Regions from separate parts of the Homo sapiens genome. Here region 2 is linked to region 1. Evidence: chromatin loops called from intact Hi-C (ENCODE). Cell type or tissue: prostate gland. All regions are shown on one strand.

Region 1 (8,000 bases):
ACAGGTTCAAGACTGGGCTCCACTAGAACAGACCAAACTCTAAATGAGTGCATTTTGTAAAAAGAGATACAAATTAGAGTCAGAGATTTTTTATTTTTTATTTTTGCCAACTGAAACAATTATGGTGGCTTCAGAGATTTCTGATTTAGTGGCCTTAAGTGCTTCACGCAAACTTTCATTTAGACAGTCCTCAGATCTCCAGGGCATCCTATATGTAGTAATGGGTTATTTCAAAAGCTGCTTCTAAAAACCTCCTGAATATTCTCCATTTACACATATTGAGGCTATACAGATACAGTTTGTTTCAAGACATAAGAAAGAAAATAATAAACAGCATTATGGATGGTGTATTGGGAATCACTATCTTATGTTCTAGCTACCTAGAGAGTCAAAATATTCAATTGCAAAGTGACAACTTCCATTTGCCCTTTATCTGCCTGGAATTTTCTGACAGTTTCCCCTACAGATTTTTTGAGCTCTTTGGTATCATACTGGTTTAGTCTTTACGGCACAAAGCTGGGTTTCTTTCAACTGCTCCTCTCTTTGTCTCAGATGCCCCATTCAATTTAAGACATATGCCTTTTTGCTTTTGTGAAAATGTAATCTTTTAAGTGACTCACAGAACAAGAAAAAAAAAAACTCAAGTTAGAAGCCTGACAAACACCCAGATCAGCCAGCCTCACCCAATTCAGTCCAAGGAGGTTTGACAAGTTGCTATACAGAAAAGCAGTCTTTTGGAGGCAAAACTGCTTGCCAGTGTGCACATCAACTCTGACAGAGGGCAAAACACCAGCTGCCTGAATACACTCTCAGGCTGCATCTCCAAGAGCAAAAAGGGCTCTTCAGTTTCAGCAAAGTGAACTGTCCTCCCCCCATCTAATCAAAATGCCCCTTGGTTGGCAGATCGAAATATCCTTCAATCCAGTAAACCTGCATGACTTTTCACAGCTAACCTCTGCCCAGGGAGAAGTCAATAAAGAAACAAAATGCAAATAAATTAGCATTCATCACTGCTGATCTAGTATAAATATTTATAAGGGAAAGATGCAGCGATTTTGAGTGATACCATGATCCGGACCCCACATAAACAGTTAAAAACAGCCATACTTGAGATATTGCACTTTGCATTTTTTTTTCCATTTCACATCACCATAATCACCTAATAAATATTTAAATGGACCTATTTGCTGTAACTATAAAAGAACCGTGTAAACTTGTTGTCATCTAGACACATTAGCCGTGGTGGAGTCAATGAATTTCAACAGTCACTTAATATCGCAGCCACTAGCTACCTTAAAACTGCCAGCGAGGGCCTGCCAGGAAGCTACTGTAACAGCCCAGATCACTGCCTCCTGAGCAAGACACGAGCTTCATTATGAATGCGAGCATTGCTGCTCTAATTAGGCCTGGGAGAGGTTTAACAACCATCCTACAGTCTTGCTGCTGACAAATATAAAAATAAAGCCTTGTTCGAATTAGCAATGTGAAGTGAGAAGGTCTAGAAGCACCAACTGTCTGAGCGGCCCTGGGACGGCTCTAATCTATAGCGAGGTTATTTTGGTTCATAAACTGCTAGTATGTTACCTGCAGGAGGTCTCCCCTGTAAAATGAATTATAGTAAGCTATATGTGATAATTAACCATGCATTAGCAAATATCTTGAAACAGGGAGGCTCTGTTTTCTCTGTATTTTGACTAATAAAAGCATGAATTTGTTCAACAAATGATCATTTAGGTTGTGGAATTCTAACCATATTGGAAGGACACAGTGAGCAATACAACATTGTGCTGGTCTAAGGCTTTCCTTACCCAAACAGGCTGCTTAATAGGCTGGCTCCATACTATGATGCTATTCACAGACCTAAAAACCACAGCGTTGAGAAGACAAATACAATATACATTTAAAATAATATGAACCTTGTGTTCTTATTTACTTTAAAATCACCCTATATGTGACAATTAAAAAAATACATGGGTAAAGTTCTATTTCAGAAAGTAACCTTATGTTTCATTTAAAATATTTAAAAAGAATTCCCATGACTTTTCCACAATTAAATAAATATATATCATTGTACTTTTTTTTTTTTATGGAGTGGTTTGCTAAGAACTTTCTTTAGATGGTTTCAAACATGCTCTGGAAATAAAAACTAGATCACAACATTGAATAAGACTACACCATTTTCTGAATTACTTAATGCATCCTCCAAAAGAGTACCAGTGAGTATATCATATAGGTATCATTGACTTTGAAAGAAGTGTTTTGGGTGCTGCATTGGGGCTGAAGAGTGGACTGGGCTGAATAAAAAGAATCCTGGGAGGTTGATGAGAAGAAGCGTCATCTCCAATTGTCAGGGCATTCATGCAGAACAGGAGTCTAGGTGTTTTTATCATTATAGGAAGCCACATGATGCTAATTTTGTGACCAGAGCCTGCCAGTAATAGAAGGTACCAATGATGCCTTAAAATTAATAGATTTTTCCCTTGTCCTGCAAGACACTGATTGCTTCTTTATAAAAAGCAGTATCTTCTCCTTTTTTCTCCTCATCTTCTAACCTCACAGCTAAAATGTATATTTATATGTAGTATATATAAACACATGCACACATACTTACACAGATCTAAAAATAATGCAGACAGACCACGCAGGCAGCTTCAGTGTTTATCCCAAATATGTGACCAATAGTTCTGCCTTAAATAGTCTATCCAAATCCATCAATAAGTTGAGGTTATCCCTTCTAAGCAGTTCCAAGAGTTTATATGTTTATACCCGAACTGTTTCCATGGGATATTAATAGATGTTAGCTAAAAGGGTTCTGTGGTCAGATATATATGAGAATCCCTGGATTAAGTAAAGTGACATAGGTTTCTTTACTGTAGGACTTCTCAGAGCCTTTACTACTGCCTTGGGAAATACTGCCCCAGTGCAAACATTAGGTACACATAGCCAGCTCTCATTAGAAAGAGCATCTAGTTTTATAAAAAGTCTCACCAGTGACGCAGAGATGGAAAGAGATGTTGTTTCTGAAGATCCTGAAGGCCTTGCAGGGCTAAAAACCAGGACATTGTTACAGAACAGAACACCCTATACTCCTATACTCAACGAAAGAACATTCAATCCCAAGTGAGATTGAAGGCTTTCTTCGTTTGGCTAAGGGGCAACACTCCTGATAATCAAAACATCCTTCAGTTGCAAGTCTTTCACCCACTTCAGGATTGCAAGGAAAATCACAAAGCAAACACATTTTGTAATCTTAGCAAAGAATCCCGTCTTTCCATTGCATATCAAGTCAAAGCATTTTTACTCTTAATCACTGAGCACCTCCCAGGAAAAAAAAAAAAAGGGCTATTGGCTTCCAGGAGGGAGGTAAAAACAAACCCCTTAGGCTCTACAGTCTTTCTAGCTCTTTCTGAGCAAGAGCTCTCTTTTTTTAACCTGTCGATGTATTGGGTGGTTACAGTGCAGACTACAAACTCCTATGAAAGCAGAAATCTTCAAGTTGAGTGAAGATCCTGGGAAGGAAAAGGGGAGAGGACTGGTGCTGAAATAAAGTGAATTCTTCTGTGAAGTTTGAGGACTTGGTTTTGGTGTGTTTCATAACAATAGTTTTGCTATTACATAGCAGGTGCAGAAGCCTGGAGAGACTCATTGAAAGGAAAACAAGCAAGGATCTTCCAGATACCAACAAACATCTTTGGAGGCTGATGGCATAGGAATTACCTTCACTACCTAGCCCCCAGTTCTTCCTTTCTCCACAAACAAGCTTTGCTGAAAAAGTTAAGAATTTTAGTTAGGATCTTTGAATAGAAATGGAATTGTATCTACAAGGGATTAGAGCTTTTTGGCACTGGCTTCAGGCTTTGGTAAAGTGATTGTGGGGGTCTGAGACTAAGTGAGAAACTAATGCATTATGAGCAGAAGATCCTAAACTGTGTTTTTTGTCTGATAGAAAAAGCTCAGGCTGGCCGGGTGCGGTGGCTCACACCTGCAATCCCAGCATTTTGGGAGGCCGAGGTGAGTGGATCACCTGAGGTCAGGAGTTCAAGACCAGCCTGACCAACATGGCAAAACCCCGTCTCTACTAAAAACGCAAAAATTAGCTGGGTGTGGTGGTACATGCCTGTAATCCCAGCTACTCAGTAGGCTGAGGCAGGAGAATAGCTTGAACCTGGGAGGTGGAGGTTGCAGTGAGCGGAGACCGTGCCACTGCAGTCCAGTCAGGGCAACAGAGCAAGAGTCTCTCAAAAAGTAAAATAAAATTTTAAAAAAGGAAAAGCTCAGGCTTGGAATCAATCAGACAGACCTAGGTTCAAATCCCGCCTCTCCTACATATGAGGACAATATATTTAGTCATCCTGAGCCTCAATTTCCTTATCTACAAAATCATGATAACAAGATAATTTATGCAAAGTGCTCGGTGCACTGTAGGAATTGAGTGATTACCTGTTAGCCCTCACTTCTAATGGTATTCAATATAAAGACCCATTTCATGATTACACTCTTGTGCTATGAGCCAATCTGGACCTAGCTTCAGTGCCCCTTTTAAGAGGTAGTAAAAGTTGAGTATGTAATAGCTACTCTTTTTGAGCATTTATGATAGATATGCCAAGGCATTGTGCAAAGCAATTTTTTGTGCATTTATCCCATTTAATTTTAACTGTCTCCCCATGATTTAGAGCTTCTATTTCTAGTTGATGAAAAGTCAGAAAAAAAATTTAAATATCTAGTAATGAGGGTGGTTTCTTTCACCCCATTCTGCTTTCATCAGGACCAATCTTAAAGCCTGGTGCTGTTTCTGCACTATTTTACTTATCAAAATGGTATTATTGATTGGGCTTGGGAGCAAGTGCTAAGAGTGCCCCCTTTTGGTCCTGGAGAGCCTTACAAATCATCTGGGAGAATTAGGTGTGAAGCCTCCTCTTTGCCAGCGCATTCAGGGTTATTTGTGTCTCCTACTGTTGTGTCCCCTGGTCGGTCTGTATGTGGCTTTTACATTCCTTAATAAAGTAATAGACATGAAAGAATTCTGTGGCCGACGCCAGCAGCCACAGAGAACACCAAGTCTAAAGTCAGCAAAAGGTAAACATATGGAGCCATCCAAGGAATGTAGCAATAAAAATTGGAACATATGACGAAGCCTCCCCTCCCCCCTCTATTTTTCTGGGATAATTGTGTCAAGAAGGGGGAGAAAAGCATCTCTTTGCAGACAGCATGCCTTCATTGTGATCCGCTGTCGTCTGGCAGGGGGAGCCAGTCAAGGAATCTTTCAAGAAATAGCCCCCCCTTTTTTTTTCCTGAGTGTTCAATGACCAAAAATCTCTCAAATCAAATCCAAAGACAATTATTTATTTTCCAGACTTAATTTAATAGCAAAAACACCCCTGGAGGACTGAATGTGGTATTTGACTTTTATTTGGGCCACTCTGGGCATCACCAGCAGCTTTATTCTCCAAAGTGTGACTTTGCAGTGAGCTCCTTGGCCCACAGAACAGTCCAGGGGCACTGGCTGGGATCCTCGTTCCCCACACAACAGCAGCCCCGGGCGGGGCCAGAGACAGCACATAAATAATGCTTCCCCGTGCAAATTTGACTCGGTATTTCTTTTCTGTGGCTCATAGTCTTCATTCTCATGAAGGGAAAACATGACCCCGGACTGTCCCCAGACCACCTTCCCAGCCTTGTCTGGCACCATGGTGGCCCCTGCCGGCCTGTCTGCCCCTGCTGTGTGGGGTGCATTGCTGCTTCCCTCTCTTGTCTTGCCTTTGCTCATGGCTTTACCTGTGCCTGGAGCATTTCCATCTCTACTTAGAACATTAGTATTCAAAGTGTGTGCTGTGGAGTTCCAGTGATGGATTCAAATCATAACTTTATTACCGAACGATCCACATGCCTGGAGAAAGTGAACTGGCCTCTCTGTGCCTTTCCTTGTGTTTCCTCATTTGTAAAATGGAAACTATCATAGAAACAACTTACTTTACAGGGCTATGATGAGGATAAAATGAGCACATGGTCTAGCCAGTATCTGGAACATGGTAAGCACACAATACCTTTTAGTTATCATTATAATTATTAGTAATCCCACTATGGAAGTCCTACTCACCCTTCAAGAGAGATCAATCTCATTTCTTCTATGAGACCTTCAGGGAGTCTTCTCCTTTTTTCCCAGGTTCCTTTTTATTCAACTGTTCTTCCACCTCTTTGGTTTTTGTTCCTTCATTATACCAAGTATTAGTCTCACTTGGAATAATTTCATACATTTAACAGCCATTTACTAAGCACATACAATGTGCAAAGCATATTGCTGGAGATAGGAGGACCAACCAGATTTGGAGCTCCCTTTGAGGAACCAAAGATACAAGGGAAGTCACAGCTCAGGCTGCCCATAGTGAAAGGTCAAAAGTGTCAATTCCTATGAGACACATGAAAGGAAGATGTTGTTGGGCAGAGGGGTATAGAGAAAAGAGAGGTCAATGTAAGTTGAGGTGATTAGGAAAGGTTCTATGGGAAAATGGTGTTTGCAGTAGATTCCTCAGGTTTTATGCATTTAAAGATGGGAAGAGTGGGGAGAAGAGCAAAGCAGAGAGACAAGTGACTGGTTATTTGCATTCATTACCCCAACCAAAATGTTAGCCCCAGGAAGCTAGAGACCATCCCAGAAATAGTGTCACCTTGCCATTAGGCATGTCAGGAGGTCACACGGAGACCAGGAAAGAGAACCAAGGACAGCATGGGTTAAAAATATGGGGAGAAAAGGGCTGGCCCCTTGAGGGTGTGATTGGTAATGGCAAATGAATAATCCCAAAGGCAGGCCTGTTACTCTAGAATATTCCAAGTGGTATTCTAATTCATTAGTTCCATCCAAGGGGCAGAGTGAGGGCCTATAGTTGTGTCTAGTGGCTAGTCCAAGAAAAGTAATGAGAGTTGTTCCGAGCGTCTGATTGGGACAATAGAAAGTGGGCCAAACCCTAGGTTAGGATTTGACTGGGGTCCTGAACAAGAGGGTTAGAGTGGATAAAGCCAGACTCCTGTCCCAGCATACACTAAATCCAGGGACCCAAGAAAACAGTGGGCTGAGTAAACCGGCAGGGACACTGGGGCCTGTCCTGTGTCTCAGTACCAAGGACCACGTTTGTATGCCACCACACTGAGTCTCAAAGAAGCTGCAGCTTGAATGTGCTTATATGCTACAGTGGCGTATAACAGAAGCAGCATGGATTCTGTGGCCATCACACATGGACTGAACCCACCAGCTCCGTGACTGAGCAAATCATTCAGTACTCTATGCCTCAGCACTTTTATCTGTCAAATGTGGAAATTCACACACATTATATTAGGATAAAAAGAGAAAATTATGTAGAATTTAGAGTGTGGTTCACAGACCAGCAAAATGTTTGTAAATTTGTTAGAAATGTAGTCTCAGCCCCCGTCCCAGACCTACTGAATCAGAACCTGAATTTTAACTCGACACCCCAGGTGATTTACATGGACCTTAGAGTTTGTTAAATACAGGCCTAGATTAAAAGTTGGTATACTTGTTTGGTTTTCTGCGCACCATGGACCCCTCGTCTACTGGTCAGCAGGTGTGACTAATTGCCAGCCCAAATTCAGAAGAGATGCCTTCTGGGGGTTCTTACTGAATCCCTAGAGTGGGACTAAGCCTACTGGGGAATGCCTCTCATAATTCATGTAGACTTGCAGTGACTTGCACAGTCTCTCTCTCTCTCTCTCTCTCTCTCTGTGTCTCTCTCTGTCACACACACACACACACACACACACACACAATCAGTCATGCACACAGGCTCACACACATAATGTACACAAGGCCTTTAGAAAAAAACAAACTTGAGTTTGTTAATCCATGAGCAGCAAGGTCTCTCTTTACACCTAATTACTCCTAACTTCTTGACTCATTTCTTAGATTTTCAACCTAGCACACCTACTGATTTCACACTTAAATGTGCTTTTCACTTACAATACTAATTTAAAGTGCAGTTGTCTTCATT
Region 2 (8,000 bases), 350 kb before region 1:
GGAGCAATCCAGAGAGGGTCTGCCTCCATTCCACCCACCCACTCACTCACCCTCCTGCAAATTGTACAATTCATTTGAACTGACCGAACTCTTGCTAATTGCCTCTTACTGGCCTGTTACAAGATGAAGCATGGGAAGGGGACAAAGCCTCCCTATTCACAATCTCAGTGGGCAGCAGGGGTCTCTGCAAAAGTAGAGAAACTGGAGCCCAGGCTATTCATTTTTGAAAGTCAGGACAAGATCTTCCACCATTCAGAATCCCACATTATAATCACAATATTGCATCCTGGGAGATCCTGTCCATTTCTCAAATGGTCTGTCAGAAATTTAGAGTCTATTTAATAAGTCAGTGCTACTTAAAATTGTAGGCTTTTTTCCCCTCCAAAGTGATATGCACTCTACATTTAAATTTCATTATTATTTTTTTCTCTGGTTGGGGATGTGGGGACGGTGAGAGAGAAAGGGAGGAAAGGAGAGAGAAAGGAAGTGGGGAGAGAGAGGGAAGGGGAAAAAGAGAGTGAGAGAGAGAGAGAAGGGGCAGTGCTTTTCATGAAAACATCGGTTTTTATATTTACGTTTTAAGAAAGCAGAAGGGAGGCAAGAAGTCCAGCCTGATAACTGAACTTTCTGTTTAGAATTCCTTCTTCTCCATTGGGCCTTTGCTAGGTTTCAATAATTATTGCTCAGGCACATAGTCTTGGAGCTTTGCTTTTTCTCAGACTTGTACACAGTTCTAGGAAGGGTTGTTGCCAAAGCCATCATGTGATTTATTGACCCTCCACTGGGACAAGGGGGAACAGATATAACTTTGTGATTTTATTATAAGGAGGCTGGGTTAATATTTCTAGGTGAAACAAGCTACTATACCAAGTTCAAACATCTGAAGAGGGAGGTTAAGAAACCCTGAGTGTGGGGTGTAAGGATTATTCTGTCCTGGGGCTGTACAGACGTCGTCTGAGGCAGGGAGCAGGAGAAGAAAGGACACATTGTGACCCATTTCCAACACCTCCTGTGTGTAGAGGCGGAAGTTCCTTGCCTGCAGAGGGACACGCGCGGAGGAAAAATAGGAGAGTTACAACATGGCACTTACATAAACAACACCAAACTGGCATAAAACATCTCACAAAATTACACAACTTCAAGCTTGGAATTTTTATACAACATAAATATTAGGGTTCAGCCCATTTAATAATGCTATATAAAATCAAGATTTAAGGCAGTAATGTTCCACATAAACTCTGAAAACAACATTTATGCTTCTTATAAAAGCAGAAAATGATTGCATTCTGTGGGCTTTTCAAAATGATGACTATAATTACATGAAGCAACAAAAATGGATTGAATTAAAAATCCACTAGTTTCAATTTAAGTTGGTTAAGGGGGAAAAACGTAGTTTCTGGCCAAGGACTGAGAAAATTTTACAAGTATCCAAAAAAAAAAAAAGTTGTATGCACTGTTAGGCAGTTAGGCAGCCTTCTCCCAACATGTATATGTAGCCCAAGAGTCACCAATGAAATATGAGCTGCTTCAAACCTGCTAAGTCCAAGAAACGCTTTAATAGTATCTAGTGTCACAAGTGGAGCTCTTACTTTTTTTTCTCCTAGTGAACACACGGCCACCTTTAGAATAATCCAGTTGCTTCTCTATTGTCTTTATGGCATCTTGTGCAATTTAGTCTTCATTAGCGTTGGCTGTTTTAGACTTAAAATCGAAAGAGCACCCCAATGGAAGGACATTCTTAGAACTCTAATTTATTCCCCTGCCTCCATGGGTTAGAGGCCAATTCATGGTTCTCTCTCGTATTTAAAGAGAGCCAGTCGCTCCTCTAATGGTCTCCCAGTTTACAGGCTAAACTTGGTTCATTATGTGTGTGTGTGTGCGTGTGTGTGTGTGTGTGTGTGTTTTGGGGAGGGAGGCAGGATTGATGAACATAGGTCCCCCCGCCAAAAAAATTAAATAATGCTACCTCATGTTAACCTATTGGGCAGAGCCTAAAAAAGTTTTACTATTCTCCTTTATGCCAACAGTTTTTCTTGAAGTTGCTTATTAGTGGAGGTTAGATTTGTACATTTTGATTTAGATACAACAATAATTTTGACAGAAAGTTCTCTGAGAAAAAATAGCATGGCATATCCTTGGGACATTGCTGTAGATTATACCACCGTTATCCTTCTATTCTTAGAGAAATCATTTGTACATGTGAGTACACCTTTATTTATATGTTCTCTTTGCTTTATGCTATCTTGAAGCTGAGCCTGGTTGTCTTTTAAGGTAGACTAGCCATTGATTTTTTTTTTTTTTTTTTTTTTGCTGACCAGACCATAGTACAGTGGGGTCCAGAAAATGTGAAAGAGGTCCAACACAGAGGAGCTGGAGGAAAGGAACAGAAGCGCAGGCTGTGTCTACCTGTGGGCATTAATTCAAAATGTGCATGCACTTGCAAAGTGGTGTTTAAGTAAAGGAAAATTTACACACACACACACACACACACACACACACACACCCCACTTAATGTTACAATGCAGTTTCCATGAGCCATAAAAAAAGAAGATAAAAATGGTAAAGTCTAGTACCTGGTGTAGAGGTATATTGATCTGCTGAAGGAGAGCTTTCACTGCCATCTGGAGCTCGTAGAAGAACAATTGCATGGGGCAGTCAGAAGTATGATCCACACTTTCCATAGATTCAGAGCCAGAAAGCTTTTGGATCCATTCCCATTCCTCTCTGTATGTTGAGTCAAGTTAAAATTAGAAATATAACAAAAGTTCAGAACACAGCTCAGAACTTTCTTAGTGTATGTGTCCAGAACCTGGATAACCAATGCTTGGTGGTTAAAACTCAGTGTAATTCATGAAATTTGAACATTTTGCCACCCAAATGGAGCTTAAAATGATCTCTTTCTAATTTCAGCTTAGTTCACCTATCAAACCACATATACCTCAGAACAGTAGGCCTAATTTGTATGAATCAGTTTTTGAGATTGGGGTTCTCAAATATTTTGTAATAATTTCCTGACTGTCTTCATTTTTCTTTCTCTGCAGATCCCCTGTAAATTCTAAGATCCTACGTTTTACCACAGGGGCATCTACTGGCTAATTCTGCAGTTTAGTAACCACAGGACTCTGGTCCAACTCAGCCAACAAACCACTTGGCACATTTCAACCCTGGCCTGTTGTAATCATGGGGGATATTTTGGTTTTTCTCTCCTTCCAAAAGCTTGAGGAGAATCACAAACAGGAATACCAGACAATTCCAATATAAGGAACCAAGGGATGCATATCACTGCTTCCATCCTCCTTACAAACCAGTAATCTGTGTCTTTATTCTGCATGCTCTATAATCCTTCCTAATGAACTTTTCCAAATGTCACACAGAAGGGAAGGGAAAAGAATGGCAGTGGGAGGAAAGCACATCTGGTTTGCCCCCAAAGGCTGCTCTTCAAAAGGAGCTTGAAAAGATCAAGGTAAATGCCTCTTGGGCAACATTGTTTCCACAGGTCTCTCAGCACAAGTCTCTAAACACATTCAGTTGGCCCAGATTCTCCTTCGAACTCTGCAGGGAGCAGCAGTAGGCTCTCAGGAGCAGGCTAGAGAGGAAAGGAAAGCCCTCCTCTCAGGGGATGGAAAGAGAGGAGGTGCTGACATATGTTCCCACCCTAGTGAAAACTCTCTGAGGCTTTCCCCAAAGGGCTCTACCAGGCTGGGCTCCAATCTGTGGGTCAGAAAACCAAATTGAATGTGGCATGAGCTTTTCATCAAAAACTACTCTCTTTTAACTAACTACCCTCTTAGAAAAGTTTCTGTTTTCAAGATATCTGTTTTATTTCAAGTATCACACTGGACAAGACTATGGAAAATTTACCCTTTGTCCCAGTAAGAAAAGAACAAAACCTCAAAATTAAATCCTACTTCAATCTGGGCATACTGTTGGCTTCACAAATAATTGAAATATTTGAGAACCTGCTTGGGAAATGTTTCTTTTTTCCCATCACTGATATGGAACAAAATGAGAGTTTTGTGACTAGCATATGCACGCATAAACCTAAAGGACAACGTGGCTAACATAGCGTTTGTAATCAAGTTAGAAAATAAATTACCGGTAGGAATATCGTAAAAACACCTACCACTAATCAGTTTCTGCTAGAAGGATGAAGGAGATGGAACTGACAGAGAAAAGGCTACTGGAATCTTTTGTACAAATGAAAACTGGATCCTTGGCAAGGGAAAATTAGTTGGTATAACCACTAGGAGATAGAGTTCAAGCCTTTAAGACACAAATCTAGAAAATGGATGAGTGTAATGTAACCTTTTGGGAAGGACTGAGGCGATAACGAATGTTGATTGTGGCAATGACCACCAGATGGCAGACTTAAAATCCAGGTGTAGTTGATAAGTGAAGAGAGAATATGGTAGTCAGTGAGTTCCCTCCTCCTCCTCATCATCATTTCCTCCATTGTCATCAAGCAATACTTAAGAAACCTAGTGAGACATTAGAGTTGATAAAGTCTTGCCACTTTAGGGGTCACATTTTAAATGACCAAATTAGAGTCTCCTTTGGCTAAGCAAATCCATGAGTGTAACTAGAATCTAGTTTATACTCTTTGGGAGTATCTAGTTTATGCCCTTTGAGGTCTGAAGAATTCTGGATAATTTCTTTCTTTTTTTTTTCTTGTCTATTCCTTCCTTTCCTTTTTTTCTTTTCTTCTCTTTCTTTTTTTATGTTGAGCACAATTCAGTTCATTATAGCAGACTTTCAGAGGCCTGCTATGAGGGTTGTAAAGTTGAGCCAGATTACCAAGATTGGGCAACTTTCCCAAAGCTAACAGGGTAATTCACCAAATGCCAAACTGTAGAGCAAGTTTCCAGAAGCTCGGGCCTTGTTACTTCTTTTCTTCCATAGAGAATTATAAGGGTTGTAGAAAACATACAAGGTCCTCAGGCCAGAGGGTTAGAGTTAGGGAGAATGAGGGTGAGGAGATTTTTTAAGATCGGGGGAATCATTGGCTCTATGAAACCCATTCCTGTAGGCGATATTTAAAAACAGAAAGCAAAAAGAACATGGCTGTTTTAGATTATAAAGAAAATATACTGGAAATAGCAGTGTTGAAAGAAAAGGTCAGCTGTTCATTAACCGATTGAACATCAGTGGTTTTACCATGAGTAACATAGAGGGGAATGTGAAAGGACAGTATCCTCTTTAATGGGCTCATGCCTTCCACCAACCATCAGGCAAGCCCTCCTTATTCTAATGTTAAAACTAAACTCTGGCCGGGCACGGTGGCTCATGCCTGTAATCCCAGCACTTTGGGAGGCTGAGGCAAATGGATCACCTGAGGTCAGCAGTTCGAGACCAGCCCGACCAACATGGTGAAACCCCATCTCTACTAAAAATACAAAGTTAGCTGGGCGTGGTGGTGCACACCTGTAATCCCAGCTACTTGGGAGGCTGAGGCAGAAGAATCATTTGAATCTGGGAAGCAGAGGTTGCAGTGAGCTGATATTGCGCCATTGTACTCCAGCCTGGGTAACAAGAGTGAAACTCCGTCTCAAAAAACAACAACAACAAAACAAAAAAAAACCCCAAAACTAAGCTCTGCCCCACTTCAGTGTGGCATCTGAGGACACCTCACCATAAAAACTGCCCTGGAAGTAACACTTCAGTTTCCTTCTGGCACATCAAGCTGGTCACTTGAGCCACTGTTTCATCACAAGGAAAATCTTAACTCCTGATCACTTACCTAGAAATATTATTGTTTTCACGGATCTTCACGTGGCAGAGAATGTTGGGCAACTTTTGGGTAACAAGAACTTTGATTTGATCCACAGAGCTACAGAGCTTTAGGTAACCCAGATATAATCCAGGAAAGAGACGCTGATGACTCCTTTTGTGATAGGATAGAATATCCTGTAGGGTTAAAAAAAAAAAAAAAAAGAAAACAAGAAAACAACTCGAAGGGCAATCTCAAAACCTTTTCCTTTCTAAGGAAGGCTTGTCATGAATGAAAGGAGCTGTCACTAAGTAATTAGGTGAGAAACCTCAGGTATACCATGAATGCTGGGGAAATAGTGGTACAGCTACTCTTACCTTCAGCAGAATTCTTGGCCAGGTAATCAGTTTTTAATATATTCTATATGCTTATTTGCCTAAGATTTCTGTGCCAGTGTAGGTGTGTGAGTTGTGTTTGGGAATAGGTGGTGGTGGAAGCAGCTAATAAAGAAAAATTGAGTTGATAATTTCTGTCCTTGAAGATTTTAATGTTTAGCTGGGAGAAAACAGATATTTGCAAGTGTAAAAGCTGACAGCACAGTTAAGGAAGCGTTGTAATTTCTGGATTGTTAAAATGGAAAAGTCGTTTAAGAAAAATGATTTAAAATAGAATCCAAATTTTATAGTAAGTAGGTTCCTTATCTTGAAAATTAAAAAGGTACTGCCAAGAGGTTTATTGAATTTTATGTTAACATTTAAGTTGTAGCTATAATTACGCACTAATTCTGAGAATGAAGAAAGAATGAATCAAGCACTGGTTATTTTTTGGCTTGATTTTTAAAATTAAATTGTATGATAGCTAAAATGATACTACTTATATTTGACTTTTACAATGCAACCACGAAGAAGATAATGTTTATAAAAGTATTTGAAGTCTTCACATTTTTTTCCAGGCATCTTTTAAAAAATGTTGATATTCAAGTCACACTCTTATGAAATCCTTGCTTGTGTTATGTTTTTCAAATCCTTAACTGGTCTACCACTTCTAGATTCTCAGTTGTCAGTGGCTTTGCATGTTATTTGATTAGGTCTCTACATCATCAGCTTCACTGAATTCTGTATCTTTTACAAGATTTTAAATTTTGCCCTGTAATGGATTTTCATTGAATTTGCATTATATTGTCACATCATAATATTCCAAAAGCAGCAGAGACTGAACAAAGCTGTTGATTCAATAGTAAGTGTCAACCAAGTTAAGTACAGGGATGTTTGAATGGAATCTTGTTTTTTGTGTGGTCAGTTCTCCAGTGAACTATTTGGGTTGTGACTTTTGATTCTCTATACAACTGCAGGGACTCAGATAACGAATAATTACAAAATTCAGATACCATCCCTCCACATCAGTAGGTAAAACTTTTACATTTGGGCAGTGGGGGTTGTGACACAAAGTTAGGAGTGACGAGTCAGGTAACTTATTAATATGGTTTGGATTTGTGTCCCCACCCAAATCTCATGTTCAATTGGCGGAGGGGCCTGGTGGGAGGTAACTGGGTCATGGGTGTGGATTTCCTCCTTGCTGTTCTCATGATAGTGAGTTCTCACAAGATCTGATGGTTTAAAAGTGTGTGGCACTTCCTGCCTCACTCTCTTTCTCCCGCTCTGCCATGGTAAGACGTGTTTGCTTCCCCTTCACTTTCTGCCGTGATTGTAAGTTTACTGAGGCCTCTCAGGCATACTTCCTGTTAAGCCTGCAGAGCTGTGATTCAATTAAACTTCCTCATAAATTATCCAGTCTCAAGTAGTTCTTTATAGCAGTGTGAAAATGGACTAATACACTTAGTATAGGAGAAAGTTTCCTGTAAGTAGGAGCATATCCTGGTTTTCAAAAAAACAAGGGTTAAACAACTAAGAGAGTAAAGTTCAGGTGCCTTACCACAAAGAAATGATAAGTAAGTGAGGTGATGGATATGTTAATTAGCTTGATTCAGTCATTCTACATTGTATACATATATCAAAACATCACTTTGTACCCCACAACTATATCCAAATATAACTTGTCAATTAAAATAATACTAATGAAAATATTTAAAAGGGTAAGGTAAAGGGAATCAACTCTACCATTAAATTCAGGGAAGGTGAGAAAACAAACATTGAAATGTCTATAGAATTCTATATGGAATGGAAAAGTATGGGATCTTCCTTGACCATCATACTCTAGAGGAGTGATCTTTCCTCTGTAGAATTAACCATCTGCAACATCTAGCAGATGTTATTGTACATTGTCTCCTCTGTCT

What was found. A loop is a pair of places that touch in the nucleus more often than their neighbours do. Peaks named below come from ENCODE experiments on the same cell type or tissue, not always from the same donor. Only the 100,000 strongest peaks of a DNase experiment are listed, where the experiment ranks them.
Region 2: a loop joins it to region 1, with 2.7 times the contacts of the local background. A loop is called at or near these places in 30 of 110 quality-filtered maps.

The regions. Positions count from the first base shown.
Region 1 is chr17:56,123,574-56,131,573 of GRCh38, reverse strand. It overlaps a transcript of ANKFN1 not described here. Among named protein-coding and RNA genes, the nearest start is that of ANKFN1, 26 kb to the left of the region's middle. In prostate gland, a CTCF peak has its summit at 4,856 (motif pointing left); DNase peaks (open chromatin) are centred at 4,993 and 5,503; H3K27ac peaks cover 930 bases.
Region 2 is chr17:56,475,392-56,483,391 of GRCh38, reverse strand. It overlaps ANKFN1 (ankyrin repeat and fibronectin type III domain containing 1), which reads right to left. Exons shown (of 21, transcript NM_001370326.1): 16 at 5,738-5,904; 17 at 2,574-2,724; 18 at 868-1,036. Among named protein-coding and RNA genes, the nearest start is that of NOG, 110 kb to the left of the region's middle. In prostate gland, a CTCF peak has its summit at 4,320 (motif pointing right); a DNase peak (open chromatin) is centred at 4,354.